2 separate regions of the Homo sapiens genome follow, and region 1 is linked to region 2. The links are chromatin contacts, found by Hi-C or POLR2A ChIA-PET in ENCODE. All regions are on one chromosome and are shown on one strand. Each heading gives the region's core, a stretch centred on a gene start or an enhancer-like site at or near the end of the contact. The rest is flanking DNA. Distances are from core to core; before and after follow the strand shown. Region 1 holds the start of CCDC171 (coiled-coil domain containing 171). Region 2 holds the start of ZDHHC21 (zDHHC palmitoyltransferase 21).

The links. A loop is a pair of places that touch in the nucleus more often than their neighbours do. ChIA-PET counts read pairs that join two places held with the same protein, here RNA polymerase II (POLR2A). Pooled maps may share reads with other maps.
Region 1: a loop to region 2 is called in a map of OCI-LY7, with 9 times the contacts of the local background. The contact joins the promoter of CCDC171 here to the promoter of ZDHHC21 in region 2. A Hi-C loop is called at or near these places in 1 of 168 maps with a recorded cell type or tissue (OCI-LY7), 2 of 37 single-sample maps with no recorded cell type and 9 of 50 pooled maps. POLR2A ChIA-PET finds 5 or more read pairs at or near these places in 1 of 52 experiments (BJ).

What each region holds. Positions count from the first base shown.
Region 1 is chr9:15,550,628-15,555,096 of GRCh38, forward strand. It overlaps CCDC171 (coiled-coil domain containing 171), which reads left to right and starts at 2,416. Exons shown (of 26, transcript NM_173550.4): 1 at 2,416-2,675. RefSeq lists enhancers at 2,013-2,658, 2,554-2,723 and silencers at 2,114-2,173, 2,184-2,273.
Region 2 is chr9:14,692,182-14,696,305 of GRCh38, forward strand. It overlaps ZDHHC21 (zDHHC palmitoyltransferase 21), which reads right to left and starts at 1,251. Exons shown (of 10, transcript NM_178566.6): 1 at 1,048-1,251. RefSeq lists silencers at 893-1,032, 1,113-1,182 and an enhancer at 1,256-1,756.

The DNA of each region.
Region 1 (4,469 bases), core at 1,166-3,665, 860 kb after region 2:
GTAGTAGTAGCATGTTAAGCAAATAAAAGACAACAGAGAATCTCCACGCATTTTGAAATGGTCTGATTTATTGTGTAATTTTTATATTTTTTCTGCTTAAAACCCTTCATTAGCTTCATTGCTTGATAAACTCCTAAGTATGATGTAGAAATTCCTCTGTGATCTGGGTTCTGCATATTTCTCTAGCCTCATCGCTCACACCTCCTTTGCACAGACAGCTTTTTCCAGCTTTTCAAATGTCTGGTGCTGGTTCTTATGCTGGTGTTTGCAGCTTCCGTGTCTTCCTTCTAGTTCCTTGTTAGCTTCATAAATCTTTAACGGTCTTCTTAAACTAAGCTCAAAGTTCTTTTCTATGAATCATTTCTGGGAGCTCAGGGTTGATATCAATATTCCCCTGTATTTCTATCATCTAGCTCCATGTTGGGTACATAGTCTGTATTCTGTAAATGCTGAATGAACAAATAAATGAAAACGGGTCTTCACATCACATCCATTTTTCATTTCAAAAACATACAATATAGTACATAGCATTTATTCTTGCGATACAATATTCACTTTTGTGACTTTGTTAAAACACAAATAATTTTTTTTTTTTTTTTTTTGAGACGGAGTCGCGCTCTGTCGCCCAGGCTGGAGTGCAGTGACGCAATCTCGGCTCACTGCAAGCTCCACCACCCGGGTTCACGCCATTCTCCTGCCTCAGCCTCCCGAGTAGCTGGGACTACAGGCGCCCGCCACCACGCCCAGCTAATTTTTTTTGTATTTTTAGTAGAGACAGGGTTTCACCGTGTCAGCCAGGATGGTCTCGGTCCCCTGACCTCATGATCCGCCCACCTCGGCCTCCCAAAGTGCTGGGATTACAGACGTGAGCCACCGCGCCCGGCCAACACAAATGAAATTTTAAGTAGTTCCAGCTACTCAGGAGGCTGAGGCAGGAGGATGGCTTGAGTCCTGAAGGTCTAGGCTGCAGCGAGGCGTGATTGTGCCGCTGTACTCTAGCCTGGGCAACAGAGAACAACCCTGTTTCAAAAAAAAAAAAAAAAAAAAGAAAAAGAAAAAAATAAAATTTAAAAATATTTTTTAAAGCTTGTAACATAAAAGTTCTAATCTCATTAGTCAGTTGTAATTTTCCATTTCATTTCTAAACTTTAGAGTGGGCTATTTTTTCCCTTTATTTCCTCTGGAGCAATTGTCCTCTTTATGGCTCTAGTAAAAAGAATCAGGGACAGGCCTCCGTTTTAGATGTAAATGACTAAAATCAAACCAATTAAGGTTTCAGTGCTACAAGAATCAAGGAGGTTTTAATCTCAATTTGTGTTTGCATTTATGACCGTTGGCTCTCCCATGGGAGAGAGAAAAGACGGCCCCTACACCTGGTTTCAGGTTGATTACAATCAACAAGGACCCAGTTTAGTATAGAAGGCTCGTTTTGCATTAAACACCTTTTTGTGCAGAGGAGGTGGTGGTGGTGAAGATAAAAATCTTTGACCAAATCCTGTCAATTTGCATTGTTCTCTGGAAGAATAGGCTTTCAAAAGTTAAGGAACAAAAGAGGAGTTGGTTTTCCAGTCTCCCTTAGGCGGCAGCAGATTGTGAAGCAGCCACCGGGAGGAACCAAAGTATAAATTATCAATAAGAGGACGGTGTGTGTGTGTGTGTGTGTGTGTGTGTGTGTGTGTGTGTGTGTGTCAGAGAAAAGTGAGAGAAGCGAGGAAAGAGATAGGGAACACACATGCTAAGGCTCCGAGGCGTTTTCCACGATGTGCCTGGTTACGTAATGTTGATAATGAAACGCACTGCAAGCAGCATCAATGCATTCTTCCGACCCTGCTCACCACTCCCAGCTGGGATACAATGGGGACGGGAAGAGGGGACAGGATGCCCTGTGCAGGCAGAGAGCTGTCCAGACAGAGGTAAACCAGGCAGTTGGGCAGAACCCGAGCCCAGAGAATTTCTCCCCAGGCCCCGGGACCAGCCCACCGTTGCTGTGGCTCTAAAGATGGGCAGAAGAACCAGTTTCAAAAAGCAGGATCTGGGATCCGACCTCTTAGGTTTTTATTCAGCAGGCAGGGAAAAGGGGTTAGAAGCTGGAAATCTGCATTTCCACTCGGCTCTGGCGACTGAGACAGGAACGCGGACACCTCACGCTGAAAAGCCACAGCAGCGCGTGGGCAGGGCGCACCCCCGCGCGGGGACGCGGAGCTCCTGGAGCGAGAGCGCGTGCGGTCGCGAGCCCGCCGCTCCCCAGCAACGGCGCATGCGCCCGTTCGTCCCTCAGCGAAGGCGCGCTGCTTGGCGGGCGGGCTCTTCCAATCCGAGCCAGCGTTCTCGGAGTACGTATCCAGGAGCTGCAAGCTGAGGGCTGCGGGAGGCGGGAGGAAAAAGTGGGGCCGGGCCTGAGTTGGGCTGACCTGTGAAAGTCTGGGAAGGTCTGCGAGAGAAGCGGAGTGTTTTCAGCTCCGGAAGTGGCAGTTGTAAACTTCACCTCCCGGGGGCTCTTCCCCTTCTGTACCCCTTTGCTGTTTGTCCCCCTCCTCCCGGGTCCTGGAGTCCGTCGTGTTCCAACAGTTTTTGCTCTTATTCCCGTGGGCTGCCTGGGCCTCCTTTCACCCGTGAGACTTGGAGCGGCCCCTGGGGTCTTGGGTGTGCAGCACGGATCACGCGAGACCCCTGAGGTAACCGCACGGTGTGGGGGCTTCGAGGCGGACGACTTGGGAGGGAGGTGTTGAGAGGGTTGTAGGGGCCCCTGAGTGAGTTTGGGGCGGCCCTGGGGCTGTTGGCGTAGGCTTTGGGGCACGCCTCCAGCTCCCTGGGCTGGGTCTCCCCGCCCACCTGGAGGAAGATCTCCGTGGAGCATCCTAGCCAGAGATCGCTGAGGCTGTACCAGAGCGCCGGATGGGGACCAGAGGGGAGGCAGAGGACCGGGATTTGGAGCTTCTTAGGGTTACTGCTGCGGAGCGCTTTCGTTCCCGAGAATCAGTAAGCCCCTCGAGGATAGGGACCACGTCTTTCAGCCCGCTCTCCCCTTTTTAAATGCCGGCCACACACTAGACACTCTACAGATGTTTGATAAACGGGAATGAGTTGTGCTAGACTGTCACCTGCAGCTTCTACCTACCCTCCAGGACTCTGAGAGACTTAGAATCTGAGTCAGCTGTGCGTTTTCCCGAAGCTGTAAATTTTCTGCAGAAATGGAGCCGACTTTTTGAATTTTTTTATTCCATTATGATATTGATCCTAAGAAAATACATATTTCATGTATACATTTTAGGTAAATGAGATAAATACGTCTTTATTTTGTTTATTAGAGTTGGTGTCCAGCTCTTTTGAATACATGACATACCGATGTTTTATGGTTTTCATAATATTGGAGAAAAGAACATACGATTTTGTCACTTTTTTTTTTTTTTGAGATGGAGTCTTGCTCTGTCACCCAGGCTGGAGTGCAGTGGCGCGATCTCGGCTCACTGCAAGCTCCGCCTCCCGGGTTCACGCCATTCTCCTGTCTCAGCCTCCCCAGCAGCCGGGACAACCGGCGCACGCCGCCACGCCCGGCTAATTTTTTTGTATTTTTAGTGGAGACGGGGTTTCACTGTGTTAGCCAGGATGGTCTCGATCTCCTGACATCGTGATCCGCCCGCCTCGGCCTCCCAAAGTGCTGGGATTACAGGCGTGAGCCACTGCGCCCGGCATGTCACTTATTTTATTTAACTGTTAGTTCCTACTCTCAACAAAACAGTGGTAGAGCAGAAGATGAACATGGTTTTTCATAAAATGCAGAGGAAACAAAGGCAGTGCAACCTGCTAAGAGGAAAGATGAAGGGCATAGTCTTAGTTTGTAGCTTTCTGTGTTAGTCTTGGGGCTCAGCCATTTATGAGCTGCGTCCCCACAGGCAAACCACCTAACCTTCCTAGGCGTTAGGTTCTTTATCTGTCAGATAAGGAGGAAGGACTTAGTCTCTAAAGTCTCATTTGATTCTAAAACGTTTTGGTTGTCTCAGTCCCTTGGTCTTGGTCTTGTTTTGATGTAAGAACCAAACTTCCCCTTTAAAGGTTGATTATGTACCTATGCTGAGAAACACTTCCAACACAGGTGTGGTTACTAATGAAGACAGCACTGCGTAGTGAAAGAGGATGGACTTAGCCAGATGTGGATTTGAATTCTCATTTTCCGGCTGAATATTTTTACACAAATTATTCAACATCTCCAAGCCTCAGTTTTCTTATCTGTGAAATGTGCATAATCTCATAGAGATGTTGGGATTAAATGAGATCAGGAATGCTGATCTCAGTATCTGGCATATAGTAAGTGGCTCAATAATAGGAATTTCTATTTTTTCATCCACCCATCCCTCGTTTTTCCTCTGATCTGTGCAGACACACTGAAAGATGAGTGCATTTGGGATGACCAACTGAAGGACTCAGATGTAAGGTAGAAAAATTTTTTACCAGTAGTGGCTCCGAAATCT
Region 2 (4,124 bases), core at 1-2,500:
AATCTAAAGAGTTGGAAGAATTTAATATTACACCAAAAGCCTTTTAATCCAGGAATGGCGCATACTAAGCAGTCATCAAATGGTGACTGTTATTAATATTATTCTTACCACAAGGAAAGCAGTGAATTTTTAAAAGTGCATATATTAGCATAGTAGGCTGAGGACCTATTTAACACATCTTTTTAAATTGCACTTAATTATCCTTAGTCGCCTTTGGACTGTAACTTTACAATATAATTTATGACCCGCCCACAATGACCTTGATTTTTTTTTCTCTTCTACTTTTAGAGACTGCTATATTGCAATATTTTAAAGTAATAATTGGTCATGTCCTCTCAGCCCTGGTGATACAGACATCCACCCTGACTCTCAAGGGATCTTAAAATGTGACCCACATATAGCTTGAAAAAGACCGTAACTTAAATGGACTCTGCAGTTACAATCCAGCGACCTGTTACAGTGAACAGTAACAAGTGCAAACTGCTGCCATCCATAAGCCATTTTCCGAAAACCTCTTTGGATCAAGAGGAGAGGAGTGAGAAGGTCAATAAAGGAGCAAACTGTTTGTCCTCTCTGCAGCTTCACACCAGAAGTCTGGAATGAATGAAAAGCTCTGGAATAGCACAGAGAAACCCGGGATCCCAGTGCAGGTCTCCAGACGGGGGTGCGGGGAGAGAAACTGTAGTTTACAAGCGAGAAACTCAGGATACAGATTTAAAATAAATAAATAAATAACTAGCCAACATCGTCTCGACTAGAGCAGGAACCCCCCACCCCCAGTTGAGGGAGGAGCACTTAGCAAGGGGCTGTAGCTCTAGCAGAAGACGCTCTGAAAAAGGCCAGGCCTGGGGCGGGGAGGCACCGAGAAACCCCCGGGTTCCAAACAGAGCAGGTGCAGGGGGCGTGCAGGAACAGGTGAGGGCGTCCCGGCGCGGAGGAGCGGCGGGCGGGCCCGGCAGAGCGGAGCGGGGGCCGGGGATGGGGGTGGGGGTGCGGATGGGGATGGGGGTGGGGGCGGCCGCTTCGCCCCCGCGCCTGCACACTCACCGTCGCCGCTGGCTCGCCTCTCGCTGCCGCCGCTCTCCCGACCGCCAGCAGCTCTTTCCCCTCCTCCTGCCGCGCCACCTCCGCCTCCTCCGGCGCCGCCGCCCAGGCCGGGCCGCTCTCCCCTTCCGCTTCCGGGAGCCTGAGGGCCTGGACCGGCCGAGTGGGTGTCCGCATGCCCGCGCGCCCGCGTGGGGAGGGACGACTGCCGCCGTCGCCGTCTCGCTTAGCTCCCGGGAGCCGCGATGGGAGCCGCTGAGGGCCGAAACTCCTGCAATCGCGCCGCAGCCCCAGAGCCGCGGACCCAGGCAGACCGCACTCTCCAGAGCGCTTGCACCTGGCGCGCCTGGGCGCCTCTGCCCCTCCCCAGCCCTACTTGAGCCGTCCTTCTCATTGTCCCCATATCCTCACTGCTCACCTCTCCCGAGAGACAGGATGGGGGCCTTAGCTTAAAAGATTGCATGTATCCTTTCTTCGGGGGATGTGGCCAGCAGGCCTCTCTCCCCGCAGGTGTTCTGGGATGTCCCATGGTACCTTGCTTCAAAGCGCGGTCTGCAGCATCAGCATCCTCTGGGAACTCACAATCTTTGAAATGCACAATTTCAGGCCTGCTGAATCAGTACATGCACTTCAGCAAGATCACCAGGTGACTCCTGGGGTGCACCGTAAAGATGGAAAAGCATTGCACTGTAGTGCATGGTCTCGTCCACTTCAGACCCTCTATTGGGTTGCCTCAGACATCCCAGGATATTTCCTGTTCCTGTCCTCAACCTAAATCCACACCCAAACAATCTTTTCTTATATTTTGGGAGACCTCCAAAAGTTTCCTGCTTTCCCATCCCTGCAAAAGCCGACAACTTTTGGACTCAGCGATGCAAGTAATCCACCTCTCAGTCTAACTTGGTATCTTCACCAAACACCAGAGATCTACTAACTTTCCCACCTCACTCCGGCTGAACAGTATTTGGGGAAGGTTAAACCGTTTGCAGTAATGTGGAGCTAGATCTTTCTGCCCACGTGCCACAGGAGGAGACAGTGTGTTGGTGGAAGAAATATTACCTGTTGTATAAAATCTGTATTCCTTATAAGATGTGCTTAAAAGCCCTCCACAGACACATCCCTACCTACCTCTCCAGTCTTAGCTCCAACTAATTTGGTTCATTTCCCCATTCTAGAATGCCCTGCTCTCTGATGATCTTAACCCTATCCAGATTTGAGAGTGGAAATCTTGCCAAACCAGAGTTCTCTCACCACTGCCCTTATATAGTGCACATTGTTGCCTGTTTGGGGCCTCATATTACCTTGTATTGCTAAGGATTTTTAAACATGTTGTGTCCTGGTTTCTGAACTAATTATAAACACCTTGTGACCTTAAAAACTTTGGTCAGTGGTTATCAAAGTGGGATCCCTAGACCAGCAGCATCGGTATCACCTGTCAACTTGTGAGAAATCCATATTCTTTTGCCCCATCCCAGATCTACTGTAGTAGAAACTGTTTAGGTGTAGCCCAGCAATCCGTGATGTAACAAGCCTTTTAGGTGATCCTAATACACACTCAAGTTTTAGAATTACTGACCTAGATTACTAGATATTCCCAAAAGAACCCAGTGGTAGGAATTGATTTACCCATAAGCAGATTTTATTGCCTTTCAGGTTAACAAATACACTCCCCGATATATGCATAGCGAGGTTGAAAGACTAGTCACGATTGCTTTTGATAGAATTACCTTTATTTTTCATAAATCATTTGATGTAGTAGGATTTTTGTAACTTTCTCTGTTTGAAAAGAAGGAGATATTTCATATAAACAATCACTTTGAAGGAAGAGGAAATGTGGAATCCTCCCACCGGAATCCAGCTACCTGATTGCGTATTCAATGTGAATCCCTTCTACCCAAATCCAGCTACCTGATTGCATATTAAATGTGGACTCCTCCCTACCCGAATCCAGCTACCAGAATTGCATATTAAATGTAAAATCCCCCCCCCACCCAAATCCAGCTACCCAATTGCATATTAAAAGTAGAATCCCCTCCACCTGAATCCAGCTACATGAATTGCATATTATTTTGCTTTCTCTTCAGATACCCCTGTGAGAGGGAATAATTTGTGACAAGTGATCTCAAAACTGCCAAAATAAGAATTAGTTGACAGGTCCATGATTGCACATGACAATTGGAAGTGCATGGATTTTTCAGTCCCTTTTTAAAATAAGTTAGCCTGTCTTTTATCAGCCAAATCAATTCCACAGAGAATTTTTAAGCAAGGGAATAGGAGAGAAGAGGCAGGAGAAACATCCTTAAAAACATGAACCTTTTTAGCATGGGCATTTCATGAGTATAATCAAAGGCCTGCCTATCCCTTACACTGAAGGTCAAGTCATCTGGTTCTATCATTCATGCTAATCATTGGTTATATTGTATTGCAACCCATACATTCAGGCACCTGGGTAACAATAAGGGGGTGAGGGAGATGTGGCATCAGGTAATCTTTTGAAAAGATTTTCTATTTACTGGGTATATTATGGAAAGACGATATAGATCGTACCATATTTTTTCCCTCCAGAATTCTAATCTACTTCATGGGGCCTGGGACAAACTGAAATGTGATTATTAATCAAACTAATATTTATCTGGAAGTAGAAAAAGTAGACAAGGACAAGTAGCATTGCTGCCACTGCCAACCAAGCTTCTAACAAAGGCACACTCAGGGCATTTATGAGGGTAAACACAGCCAACTCCTGTGCTTCTGTGCCGTGACTAGGGAGGATCTGGATTTTAGTGCAATTTCCAAAAATCAGTGCAGTCCAGAGTTTAATCAGTACTGGCTAATAGCCCTTGGCAGCTTTGGATGGATGGCATTCTCCACCTGCCCAGCTGGGTACCATGCCTTAAGCACCCATATTTGATGCACATTCATGATTTCTTGGTTGCCTATAGTTGTCTCTCCCATCTGTTTGAGTGGCAGAGTGCCTGTGCCATAACAATCTAATATTCTAAAAGTTGTTCTTAACCTCTTCTCTTTTGGGTTACACATCTCTTTGAGTATCTGATGAAAGTTGTGGACCCCAGCAAAGTACA